Linked DNA regions of Homo sapiens: regions 2 and 3 are each linked to region 1. A link is a contact called in ENCODE Hi-C or POLR2A ChIA-PET data. All regions are on one chromosome and are shown on one strand. The core of a region is the stretch at or near the end of the contact, and the rest is flanking DNA. Distances in the headings are between cores, read along the strand shown.

The links. Hi-C counts contacts between places; a loop is a spot of excess contacts on that map. ChIA-PET counts read pairs that join two places held with the same protein, here RNA polymerase II (POLR2A). Pooled maps may share reads with other maps.
Region 2: a map with no recorded cell type shows a loop between it and region 1 (10-fold over the local background). The contact joins two enhancer-like sites. A Hi-C loop is called at or near these places in 6 of 37 single-sample maps with no recorded cell type and 4 of 50 pooled maps.
Region 3: a pooled map shows a loop between it and region 1 (3-fold over the local background). The contact joins two enhancer-like sites. A Hi-C loop is called at or near these places in 2 of 168 maps with a recorded cell type or tissue (GM11168 and left cardiac atrium), 1 of 37 single-sample maps with no recorded cell type and 4 of 50 pooled maps. POLR2A ChIA-PET finds 5 or more read pairs at or near these places in 4 of 52 experiments (GM10248, GM12878, PC-9 and 1 more).

The regions. Positions count from the first base shown.
Region 1 is chr5:149,804,236-149,808,555 of GRCh38, forward strand. The region is part of intron 1 of PPARGC1B (PPARG coactivator 1 beta); the gene reads left to right. Among named protein-coding and RNA genes, the nearest start is that of MIR378A, 74 kb to the left of the region's middle. RefSeq lists enhancers at 1-810, 1,462-2,111, 1,701-1,845 and a cis regulatory region at 1,768-1,778. Within about 2 kb of position 1,741, at least 29 of the 41 ENCODE cell types and tissues checked have a DNase peak (open chromatin) inside an H3K27ac peak, as active enhancers do.
Region 2 is chr5:149,604,561-149,608,880 of GRCh38, forward strand. All of the region lies in intron 3 of ARHGEF37 (Rho guanine nucleotide exchange factor 37), which reads left to right. It also overlaps the pseudogene RNU6-588P. Among named protein-coding and RNA genes, the nearest start is that of ARHGEF37, 25 kb to the left of the region's middle. RefSeq lists an enhancer at 1,694-1,833. Within about 2 kb of position 1,971, at least 13 of the 41 ENCODE cell types and tissues checked have a DNase peak (open chromatin) inside an H3K27ac peak, as active enhancers do.
Region 3 is chr5:149,663,842-149,668,161 of GRCh38, forward strand. No RefSeq gene overlaps it. Among named protein-coding and RNA genes, the nearest start is that of PPARGC1B, 64 kb to the right of the region's middle. Within about 2 kb of position 2,535, at least 9 of the 41 ENCODE cell types and tissues checked have a DNase peak (open chromatin) inside an H3K27ac peak, as active enhancers do.

The sequences.
Region 1 (4,320 bases), core at 491-2,990:
GTCCTGCAAAGGTTTAGTAAGCACCTACTCAGTGCTTGGCACCTTTCCAGGTGCTGGGACTCAGCAAAGGACAAGGCCAGGTGCTTGGACAGTTTATATTCTGGAGAGGAGACGGATGGTCCCTGGTTCCATGCTATGCTTAAAACACAGTGATGCGGCCGGGTGCGGTGGCTCACACCTATAATCCCAGCACTTTGCGAGGCTGAGGTGGGTAGATCACTTGAGGTCAGGAGCTTGAAACCAGCCTGGCCAACATGGCGAAACCCCATCTCTACCAAAAATACAAAAATTAGCCAGGTGGTGGAGCATGCCTGTAGTCCCAGCTACTCGGGACGCTGAAGCAGGAGAATCGCTTGAACCCAGGAGACAGATTGCAGTGAGGTGAGCTCACACCGCTGCACTCCAGCTGGGGCGACAGAGTGAGACGCTGTCTCAAAAAAACAAAAACAAAAACCCACAGTGATGTAATCCCCGTGAGTGGAAGGATTGGAGTGTTGGGGAAGGCCTCTCTCACTGCGACTGAACAGTGGGAAGGTGGCCCCAGGACCTGGGGGAGGTGTCCCAGGTGGACAGCCCCAGACAGAGGGTTGTGTTCCATGGGAAGGAAGAAGGCCACCATGCCTACTGTATAGGGAGGGTGGGAGAGTCCAGGAGGTGGTGAGAAAGCAGGCAGGCTCCAGCTGCACTCGGCCCCTGAGGACTCCGGGTTTTAGTCAAGGGCAATGAGAAGTCAGGGGAGGGTTTTCAGCAGGAGAGTGAGCGATGAGCCCTGGTATCCGCTCTGCCTCCAGCTCGCTGGGCATGGTGGGCAAGCCCTGCCCCTCTTGATGGGAGCTTCCTCCTTCGTGATGTTGCCTGGGCTTCTGGAACCCAGGAAGACTCTCAAAGGTACTAACAGGTGTGGAGAACTTTCCCCTCCCCATTCTTTCAAAGTCACATAGATAACATGGGGAATGCCCACTTTGCTGGATTCTCACAGGCTGCTCAGACACCCTGAGTGGTAAATACCATGGACTTGGGGAGTGGTTTCTTAGTCTGGGGTTTGGGTCAAATTAACTATCATAGGGTCCTTAAATAGCCTACAAAGTAGTGTATATGGAAAATAGGTACGTGTATATGAGTTTATGCAAATAGAGAATTCACATGCAAGATACATCACCCTACTTCTAATGTGTAAGAAAGAAATAGAAATATGGCTATTTATTTATTTATTTGTTTTTTTGAGACGGAGTCTCACTGTGTCCCCCAGGCTGGAGTGCAGTGGCATGATCTCGGCTCACTGCAACCTCTGCCTCCCGGGTTCAAGCGATTCACCTGCCTCTGCCTCCCGAATAGCTGGGATTACAGGCGTGCACCACCACGCCTGGCTAATTTTTGTATTTTTAGTAGAGATGGGGTTTTGCCATGTTGGCCAGGCTGGTCTCGAACTCCTGACCTCAGGTGATCTGACCCACCCACCTTGGTGCTGGGATTACAGGTGTAAGCCACTGCGCCTGGCCTATTTATCTTTTTTGCCAATCACATAATGTTAAATTCACTCTGGTTAAATAGGAATATGATGGGTTGCCACTATATGACTTTTGGTTAATAAACATGGGAAACCTAATTAACTCTTTCATAATTCCTCCCATTTCAAAGCCCAGGGCCATGGTGGAGCTGTGGGGGTTCCCCAGGGAGCCCAGTGTGGGAACCACAGGACCAGATGGGCTGTGAGGCCCCTCCAGCTCCCACGCTGTGCAGCAGCAGGGGCAGCTGTGGGCCGAGCACTGCTGAGTCATCTCTCCCTCGGCCTGGTCATGTGTTGGCTGACAAGCCCAGGCTGGTGTGGAGTCCTGGCCTGGGTTATTGGGGAACTGACTTCAGCTCTGGCCTGCCGAGGCCCCCAGCCTACTGGGAAGGGGGAATCGCCAGCTACCTACTGCCTGTCCACCCACCTGAGGGTCCCCTGTCTGTTCATAAACCCCAGGAGCCGGCCACCTGAGAGGGCTGCATATCCTGGGTGTGTGAGTGCTGCCTGGGGGCTCTGGCATGACAGCAAGGCGGCAGTCAGCTCCAGGCAGCACTGGGCTGAAGGTGTGCACTGGCATCTTGCTGCCCTGTTGAGCATGACATTTCCTTAAATGCCATGAAGGGGCTGCCTGACCTTCACTCTCTTGCCAGGACCCCCTTTCTACCTCTTTCTGGGTTATTTATAACAGTGTTTACAAGAAAAAGGGCTTCTCAGCTGAGCCCTGGCCCTGCTCCCTCGGTCTCTCCTGCCAGCCAGGGCAGGAGATGCGGAAATAGAACCAGAGAACGTGGACACTATAGGACCCCAGAAAACACCTCCAGATGGAGTGTGTGGGACACTTTGTTTTTTTAGGTCTCTGGGACTTTTTTTTTTTTTTTTTTGAGACAGTTTCGCTGTTGTCGCCCAGGCTGGAGTGCAATGGTGTGATCTCGGCTCACTGCAACCTCCGCCTCCTGGGTTCCAGCGATTCTCCCGCCTCAGCCTCTCGAGTAGCTGGGATTATAGGCACCCACCACCATGCCCAGCTAATTTTTGTATTTTTAGTAGAGACGGGGTTTCACCATATTGGTCAGCTGCTCTCGAACTCCTGTCCTCAGGCCGTCCACCCACCCTGGCCTCGTAAAGTGCTGGAATTATAGGCTTGAGCCACTGTGCCTGGCCAACTTTTTAAAAAAAATTGTGGTAAAATGTACCTAACATAAAATTTACCCTTTTTTTTTTTCCTTTTTGAGACAGGGTCTTGCTCTGTCATCTAGGCTAGAGTAGTGCAGTGGTACCATCACAGCTCACTGCAGCCTCAACTTCCTGGGATCAGGTGATCCTTCCACCTCAGACTCCAGAGTAGTTGGGACAATAGGCATACGCTACTGTGCCTGGCCAATTTTTGTATTTTTTTTTTTTTTAGAGACAGGGTTTTGCCACGTTGCTCAGACTAAAATTTACCATTTATAAAGTACAAAACAGTGGCATTAAGTCCATTCACCATGTCATAAAACTATCAGCAGTCCAGCACTTTTCTGTCCTCCCAAAGTCAGGTACTTTGTCATCCTCCTGACACAGGAGGATGGCTGGCATGTCCCTAGGCACATCTGAATTTTGAGGAAATCCCACACAACATGGCAAGGAAAGGAAGCACCTGCCAGCTCATGAGCAGGGTGTCAGTGGTCGCCCCTTCAGCCGTGTGACATGAGCAACAGTCACCCTTTGCTTTCCTTCCGACTCAGGACCAAGGTCAGAATTCCAGCGAGTAGACTGCCAGAGGACATCCTGATTGCAGGAAGAACCAGGAATCTGCTCCAGTCTCTTTCTTTTCTTAAGCAAAATCGATGCATTTCACTAACTTCACTCCTTTCATTAGAAATAGGGCACGTGTTTTGTAACTCACCTCAAAGCTGAATGCCACCCCCCATCCTGGCAGGCCATTCACCATCTTTGAGAAGAATTTAATAACAGTTCCTGGAGAGTTTCTTATAAGCATTTTACAGTTTTCCTAAATACCTCATGAGGGCTGGAGCAATTCCACAGCAACTAGGAGGTTATGGGCCCCATTGCAGAGATGTTGAAACTGAGGCCCCACTAAATGGCGTGACCCGAGACATGGTCCCATTTTAGTCACCTGCATGAACAGTAACTTTCTCCATCTAATCCCGCCCAGGTGAGGGCTAAGGTAAGGCAAAGGAGGCACTTGGCTCTGGCACAAAATTTAAGGAGATGCTAAAAAACTCAGTCGTCAAGATCAATCCTATTTATATCAGTGTTTAAAAAATAATTGATATAAATATCCATGCTGAACAAAATATCCAATTTTAAAACAAAGGCAGAAACAGCAACGGGGCCATGCGTAGCCCTACAGGAACCGAGGCAAGAGGGAAAAAATTGGCACCACTGACCTCACCTTTACTTAGAATTTTGGTATTTTGTTAATCTTGGGTGGATATTTTGCATTAATTTTAAAATTGCATTAAAATATGATCTACCTTGATGACTGAGTATTTTGATGTGTAAGGCACCCTAATTCCAGCCCCAGCTCCACCTCCCAATTTCTGTGAACTACTGGAACAGCTGACCCCTGCCTTCAGGTCCCCAGGCCCTGGGGTCCTTGGATGCCAGGGCCTTTCACTCCTGAGAGTCAAGAGAGCAGCTGAGGATGGCATTTGATCCCTGCAGTCTATTTTTGTGCCTGCCCTTCAGCAACTGATAAAATGTTGCTCTCGGTAGAGCTGATGTGTTGAAATGGTGAGTGTTGATGTCAGGTGGTTTGTGTGATCATGTATCTTCATTCTTGACCTTGTAGAGGGGCCTGGAACCAG
Region 2 (4,320 bases), core at 721-3,220, 200 kb before region 1:
AACTGTGTGCCAGGCCAGGCTGCTCTGGCTCTTGCCTGCTGTCTCTCTATTCCCCTTCTAGCCCCTAGGCCTTGCTATGCAAGGAGAGCCCTTTTCCCAGTAAGGCAGCAACACCATTTTTTTTTTTTTTTTTTTTTTTTGAGACAGAATCTCTCTCTGTCGCCCAGGCTGGAGTACAGTGGTGCAATCTTAGCTCACTGCAACCTCTGCCTCCTGGGTTCAAGCGATTCTCATGTCTCAGCCTGCCAGGTAGCTGGGATTACAGGCGTGCGCCACCACGCCCGGCTAATTTTTGTATTTTTAGTAGAGACTGGGTTTCGCCATGTTGGCCAGGCTGGTTGCAAACTCTTGGCCCAGCAACAGCATTTTGAAAGATTTTTGGGAGACTGGGCATGGTGGCTCACGCCTGTAATCCCAGCACTTTGGGAGGCTGAGGCAGATAGATCACCTGAGGTCAGGAGTTCGAGACCAGCTTGGCCAACATAGTGAAACCCCACCTCTACTAAAAATACAAAAATTAGTCGGGCGTGTTGGTGGGTGCCTGTAATCTCAGCTACTTGGGAGGCTGTGGCAGGAGAATTGCTTGAACCCAGGAGGTGGAGGTGGCAGTGAGCCGAGATTGTGCCACTGCACTGCAGCCTGGGCAACAGAGCAAGACTGCATCTCAAAAAAAAAAAAAAAGAAAAGAAAAAAAGAAATATAACGTTAGCTGCAAATTTTTTAAATTTTCAAGTAGCTACATTAAGAAAATTAAAGAAGCAACTGGAATTAATTTTAATGATATCTTTTATTTAACTCAATAGATCCAAAATAATATTTTAACATGTAATCAGTATAAACATTCATCATTCATTACTTTTGTTTTGTATGAAGTCTTTGAAATCCAGTATCTTTTACACTGACAGCACATCGCATTTGGGGTTCATCATATTTCAAGTGCCCAATAGCCACGTGTGGCTGGTGACTACTGTATTTGAGCATTGAAGGTCTAGGTTACCGCAGGAGCTTTGGAATCTGACTAACAAGTCCCTGCCACCCACAAGCTCTTTCCTTTCTGAGTCCCAGTTACTGCCACCTTAAAATGATCATGAAAATAGTATCCATCTCTGTGCCAACAATGATGCCAAGTACTTAACCTGAAGGAGCTCTTTGAGTTCTCATAACATCGTTACTTGTTGATTATTATTAATAACCTCCATTTTACCAAAAACGTCTCTGAGGCTCAGAGAGGCTAAGTAACATTCCCAAGGTCACACAGCTTGACCAGGCAGAGTTAGTATTTGAACCCAGCTCTTCTAGAGCCCTAGGTCTTGACCATGCTGCCTCCCTTTCTCTCCTTTCCAACTAATCCCAGCTAGAGATGAGTATCCCCTTTTATGCTAGGAATAAATTGTTTGCTAATCTGTGACTGGAGAAGGACAAGCAGGGAGGAAACAAGCCTTTCCTTTGGTGTAATTGCCATTCTTGCCTCTTTGGACCACTCTGTTCTGTGGGAGTTCACTTTCCTCCATCCTTTAGTTACTGAAACACCCTTGCCTCTGGCCACACTGGTATGACACAGTTTCCTTGGCATGTCTGTCTCATTTCTGAGGACACACCCATGTTGAGGAGACTGTGGGAACCGGCCTAGGTTTCACGGCCACACCCAAGCTATCTCTTAGCCAGGCCGTCTCTGCAGTTGGCTGATCTCTCTCTCACACAGCTTCTTCCTGGCTGCAGTTTCGGGTGGTCATGTTCTGTCTGGCTCTAGGGGCTTCTCCTGGGAGTTCTTGCTAGGCATCAGCTGAACCAACACCGGGAAAGGGTAGGCCCTGGGACTGCGATCTCCCCATGGGGATCTTTGCTGAGAACTGGACCATGCACCTCTGGCCACCAGCTGATGTGTCCCAACACAGACCTTGTCTGGGTCACAGGTCTAGCCCATGGCTTTGGCAGGCAGTAGGGTCAGCTGGGCTTCCTGTGGTCCCTGGTTCCCCACCTGCCTTCTTGTGGTTAATATATTTTTCTTCACCCTCACCACTTCCTCTCAAGTCCGTCCACCCTCTGTAGGTAACTAATCTCATTAGTTTCTGATTTGAAAGTATGGAACGCTTCGCAAATTTGCATGTCATTTTTGCAGAGGCGCCATGCTAATCTCTATATTGTTCCAACTTTAGCGTATATGATGCTAAAATTGAGCACCAGTGTGATCCTTTTAAGCAGAAATCAGATCATGTCACCGTTGCTCAAAGGCCTCCAGTTGCTTCCTGCAACCATCAGAATAAAACCTGAATCCCTTACTGCACTCCACTTACTTTAAGACCCTACATGATCTGGCTTCTGTTTCCTGCTTATTTCCTCTACTTTATTTTTATTTTTTAATTAATTGATTTTTTGAGACAGTCTTGCTCTGTCGCCCAGGCTGGAGTGCAGTGGTGCAATCTCAGCTCACTGCTACCTCTGCCTCCAGGGTTCAAGCAGTTCTCCTGCCTCAGCCTCCTGAGGCACCTGCCACCACTCCTGGCTAATTTTTGTATTTTTTTAGTAGAGACGGGGTTTCGCTATGTTGGCCAGGCTGGTCTCAAACTCCTGGCCTCAAGTGATCCACCCGCCTTGGCCTCCCAGAATGCTGGGATTTCAGGCATGAGCCATAGCACCCAACCTGTTTTATTTTTTGACACCATCCACCTGGAGATTTATTTCCTCTACTTTATGCCCTTGTTCACCTACTCCAGCCACACTTGCCTTCTTGCTGTTGCCCTTGTGGCCAGCACTGTCCTGCCTCAGGGCCTCTGCAGGTGTCCTTCCCTAATACTTGGTGCTGCTCTTCCCTTGCTTGTTCCCAGGACTAGTTACCTCTGCCTCTCTGGTAGACATTCACATCTTGCGAAAGGCCTTCCCCAAGTACATCCCCCACCATTTTCTAACTCTTTATTTGGCTCCGTTTTAATTCATGGCACTTATCATATGTGTATTGTCTCACGCATCCATGTGAAGAGACCACCAAACAGGATTTGTGTGAGCAACAAGGCTCTTTATTTCACCTGGGTGCAGGCGGGCTGAGTCCGAAAAAGGAGTCAGCAAAGGGTGGTGGGATTATCATTGGTTCTTACAGGTTTTGGGATAGGCGGTGGAGTTAAGAGCAATGTTTTGGGGGCAGGGGGTGGATCTCACAAAGTACATTCTCAACGGTGGGGAGAATTATAAAGAAACTTCTTTTTTTTTTTTTTTTTTTTTTTTTGAGATGGAGTCTTGCTCTGTCACCCAGGCTGGAGTGAGTGCAGTGGCACGATCTCAGCTTACTGCAAGCTCCGCCTCCTGGGTTCACGCCATTCTCCTGCCTCAGCCTCCCGAGTAGCTGGGACTACAGGTGCCCGCCACCATGCCTGGCAAATTTTTTTTGTATTTTTAGTAGAGACGGGATTTCATTGTGTTAGCCAGGATGGTCTCAATCTCCTGATCTTGTGATCCACCCATCTGGGCCTCCCACAGTGCTGGGATTACAGGCATGAGCCACCGGGCCCGGCCTAAAGAAACCTCTTAAGGATGGGGGAGATTATAAAAAACATTGATCAGTTAGGGTGGGGCAGAAACAAATCACAATGGTGGAATGTCATCAGTTAAGCTATTTTCACTTCTGTGGATCTTCAGTTGCTTCAGGCCATCTGGATGTATACGTGCAGGTCACTGGGGATATGATGGCTTAGCTTGTGCTCAGAGGCCTGACATATATAATAAATATATTACATATGTAATATGACATATATAATAAATATATTACATATGTAATATGACATATGAGGATGGCGATTAAAAATAACAAATATGCAAACAAATTTTTTTTTTTTTGAGATGGTGTCTTGCTCTGTTGTGCAGGCTGGAGTGCAGTGGCGCGATCTCAGCTCACTGCAACCTCCGCCTCCCAGGTTCAAGCAATTCTCCTCCCTCAGCCTCCCAAGAGTAGCTGGGACTACAAGGGCACACCATCACACCCGGCTAATTTTTGTATTTTTAGTAAAGGCAGGGTTTTACCATGTTAGCCAGGCTGGTCTGGAACTCCTGACCTCGTGATCCACCCGTCTTGGCCTGCAAAGTGCTGGGATTATAGGCGTGACCCACCACACCCGGCAGTAAGTACTGTTTCTATTTGCATTCCATAGATGAGAAAATAGAGAGCTAGAGGAGTGAAACACTTGCCTCAGGTTACACAACTGGGGAAGGGTTGCTGGAGATCTGTCCCTAGTTCCCTGGAATCCAAGCTCACACTGTAACCAGTTGTGTTATGCTGTAGCATGTCTTTGTAAATTGGGGATTTGTTGTGCTTGCCACACATTTTATCTT
Region 3 (4,320 bases), core at 1,285-3,784, 140 kb before region 1:
TGCAAAGTGAGAAAAGCACTTTAGCATAGCAGGTTCCCCTCATGTAAAAAAGAGGGGAAAGAACGTCCATCCCTACTTGGTTTTCATATGCACAGACCAGGAGTCGGCAAGCTCCAGTTCACATGTCAAATCCAGTCTGCCACCTGTCTTGGTACAGCAGGGAGCTAAGAATGGTGCTTAGATTTTTAAGTAGTTGAAAAACTAAAGAAGAATAATATTTCATGACACTTGAAAATGATATGACATTCAAATTTCTGTGTCTATAAATAAAGTTTTATTGGCATACAGCCACATTCATTCATTTATATATTGTCTATGGCTGCCTTTGCAATACAATGGCAGAGTTAAGCAGTTGGGGCAGAGACCATTAGCCTGCAAAGCCTGAAGTATTTACGATCTGGCCCTTTACAGACAAAGTTTGCTGACTCCTGGCCTAGCCTAGCTGGAAGGAAATGCTGGAAACTGGTGACCTGGCTGGCTGCTCTGGGAGAGGAAGGGACAGCTGAGGGATGAGGTAAGAGGGAGACTTCTCACTGGATACCCTTTCAGACCTCTTCAAAAGATGTCAACAAAACTAAAGCTATATATTCCTGCATGTGAACATATTAGGATGTATACATGTAGAAAAATATTTCAACAGCTATCCATCAAATGGATAACAGACTACTTACTTTGAGGGAGGGGCCTGGCTGGGGAGAGGGGAGTTAAGTGGCTTCAGTAGTAAATGTATGATTGGAATAGTTTACAAGGAGAATCACTTAATGTATGATTTAATGCAATAAAAGTGCAATAAAAATAAAGAGTGCATTCATAAAACATGGCCCTCATTGCACTTTCTTGAATTGTGTGTTCCATGAGGTTCCATGAGGTAGGCTCTTCCTGGGGAGCCATGGTAGCTCCTGGCATGGAGCATGGCCCTCTGTAGGCCCTAAGCTGGTTGAATGAGTGCGAGGGCCGGGAGATGTGTGTGTGTGCCAAGAGTGAGGGAGTGAGGGAGCGTGCTCACAGGAATGCACAGTTCAGAATGGGCTGGGGTGCAGCGGGATGATCTAGGGTGAAGGGAGGGCCAGAGTGGCAGAGCAGGGACATAGTCCCTAGCGCCTCCTAGTCCAGGGCCATCAGCTCCCCAGGGTCGGCAGCCGCCGTGGTTGAGGAGTCGTAGTCTTTTAGCCTGTCCTCATTCCCCTACCCTCATAAAGTCTCTGATTTTCTTTTTCTCCTTTTACAGCCTCTCTTGAAGGACATTAGGGGAATCTAGCTAGGGGCTTGTGCAGCACCACCTGTGCCTGCTACTCCCTAGAACTGCCTTTTCAGCAAGCACCATCTGTGGTGTCACTGCTCTCTGTGGGGGAGGTGACTCCTGCCTGCTACCCAGTGCTGGAAGACTCCCCTTCCCAAGGACCAAGCCTGTGGGGGCTGCAGCAGAACTGAAAACGGATGTTCAGGCGCCCAAGAACAGCCTGGCTCCAGGGACCAATGGCAAGAGGGTGTCTCACACATGGGCAAATTGAGGATGCCTCAGTTTTGTTTGGCTTGTCCTCCATCTCTTCTCCCAGAAACAGGGCCCTTATTTTTATTTAGGGAACTCTTTATGCTCACTCCGTGTAATTTGGGTGGGGCTGAACCAACCCTGGATGCAAAATTGAACACAAGAAACAGATCTGGCCAATCAGAAAATTCCATTTTTCTGGTCACAGTGATTGGTTCAGAGATGGGCAAGTGGCCCAAAGTTAAGCCAATGAACGTCAGCCTCAAGATTTTTGCTGATGCTATCAGGAGAGAGGTGCTGTCTCTGGGCTGGGCTTGTTACCTGCAGAACTACACTTAGAGCTGCTGGTTGACTTTTGTCAATACATAGAGCAAGCCAGCCTGAGAACAAAGCTAAGATGGGCAGAAGTAGAGCTGAGAATTGGAGACTGGTTCCTGATGGCAGTGTTTACACCAGATTCATATCTACCCTTGGCCTTTTCAATTAAATAAACTCAAAATTCCCTCTTTTGCTTTGGCTGGTTTGTGTCGATAAGAGTCATTGAAAAGCAGTGTTAGCAGAGGGAAGCTTCCTGTCAGATTCTCTGAGCATTTCATGAAGATTTCATTTCCACCCACTCTGCGGTGCACTTACAACCCTCTGCTCCCAGCTGTCCAGGGGCAGTCTGCCTCTCTGGCTTGCTGGCTCTCAACACCTCTCTGAGTGAGATATCCGACCCCCTAGGTCTTCTCTCCTCCCCTTGGCAACCCACCCCTCTAAATTCCAGCCCCTGAGGATCCAAGCCCATGGCCTGGTGTTAACTCCCATCCCCTTTATGACTGTAATGTGTCCCAGACACAACAGTTGATGTTCTTTAAGCTTTGATGAGTACTTCCTATTTGCCAGACTCTGTGCCAGCCTCATTACATACATAATCTCATCGAATCTTCTCAATAATGCTGTTGGGTAGGTTTTATGATTATTATTCCCATTTTCAAGAATAGAAACCAGTGGCTTAGGGAGATGAAGTAACTGGCCTGAGACCAAACAGCTGAGTCACACACAGTGGGAGGCAGGGCTAGACAGAGTTGTAGGAGGGAACTAACCCCAGGGCCTGTGCCCCAATCGCCACACCAGTGCTTCTAACCCAAGTGAGCCCCAGGATCACCAGGGCACAGGAGCCCATTCCAGGGACCCACATCCCCTGAGTGAGGATGGGAAGGTCTGGGAATCTGCTTTGTTAAATACCCCAGGGGATACTGAAGCATGAGGTCCCCAGGACCTTACACTGACAGTAGCCACTGTCTCCCCCATTAAGGACTTTGGCGCTAGAAAGGAGTTTGGCATTGCCAGATCTATTATTGCAGGAGCTGAAGCTCTGCCCTAGCTCAGAAATGATGACAACGCTAGACAAACTTCTTTGCTGACACAGGGAAAGGAGAGATCAAGGGCATGTGGATAAGCAACTCATGCCTGGGAATAAAACAAAAATTTAAAGAATAACATCATTCCACTCTTCAGGGGGTGGGTTGTGAGTGTCTGGACTCTAAGAGGTAAGAGGTATAAGCCAGGGCCCAGGAGAAATTCAAATTCTATAGGCTTTCTTCATTTGTCCCTGAAAAGAAATGGCTCTCACAGCCCCATGAATGAAGTTCAAAGTTATTATTATTATTTTTTTAGACAGAGTCTCACTCTGTCACCCAGGCTGGAGTACAACGGTGCAATCTCAGCTCACTGCAACCGCCACCTCCCAGGTTCAAGCAATTCTCCTGCCTCATCCTCCCAAGTAGCTGGGACTGCAGGCACCTGTCACCACACCTAACTTTTTTTTTTGTATTTTTAGTAGAAACAGGGTTTCACCATGTTGGCCAGGCTGGTCTAAAACTCCTGACCTCAGGTGATCCACCTGCCTCAGCCTCCCAATGTGCTGGGATTACAGGCATGAGCCACCGCACCCTGCCAAGTTCAAAGTTCTTAACAAAGCTTTGCACCCAACATGAGCTGGTTGTGCTCTCTTGACACCTGGCTTTTAGGCATACCTCACCTTTCTGCCTGAAATGCTGTCTGTTTCCTTCCCCTCCTTTGCTTAACAAACTTCTGCTTATCCTTCAGATCCCAGCATTAATGGCCCTCCCTCTGGGAAGCCTCCTCCAATCACCAAATCTAGATTAGGTGTCCTTCCTCAGGGCTCCCTTACCTCCCTTAATATGTCTTGATTGTACCTCTCATATTGTATTTTATGTGTTTAATTCACCCTGCTATACTGTGAGGTTCCTGAAGGAAGGGCCGTGTCTATCGTGTTCTCTATTATATTCTCAGCACCAGACATATTATAACAATGAGTTAGTGAAAGCTTAATAAAACCAAAACAGAAAGCCCCAGGCAGTTACATGCAGTAATCATATTGACCACTAGATGGCACACGACTATGACGTCCCAATTGGGATGGGCTGGGAGAGGGGCGTGAAATTGATGAGCAGGTTGGTGGAAGGAGGCCGGGGGGCCTCTGATCTTCTCCAGACTGACAGCTGGAGACCTTCGTGATCCTTAAATTTGTATGTGTGGAAATCTTTGTTCAGGTAATTGCCTTACTCCAGAACCCCATTTCCATTAAGGGTTACGTCTTCATGCTACACATTAAACACTTTTTGATGTCTCTGAAGTTTCTTCTCTCGCTTACCAAAGAGGTGTTTTCTGTTATTAGTGTTGCTGTTGATTGCTTGAAATGGTTTTATAGATTGCTTTTTCTTATTACTCGTTAGGAATTAGGTGGAGTCTGTCACTTTTAGGCTCTGAGCCACCACTGAGTCTAATCTTCCACTCTTCAGTTGATCTGAAACTTCTGTTTTTTG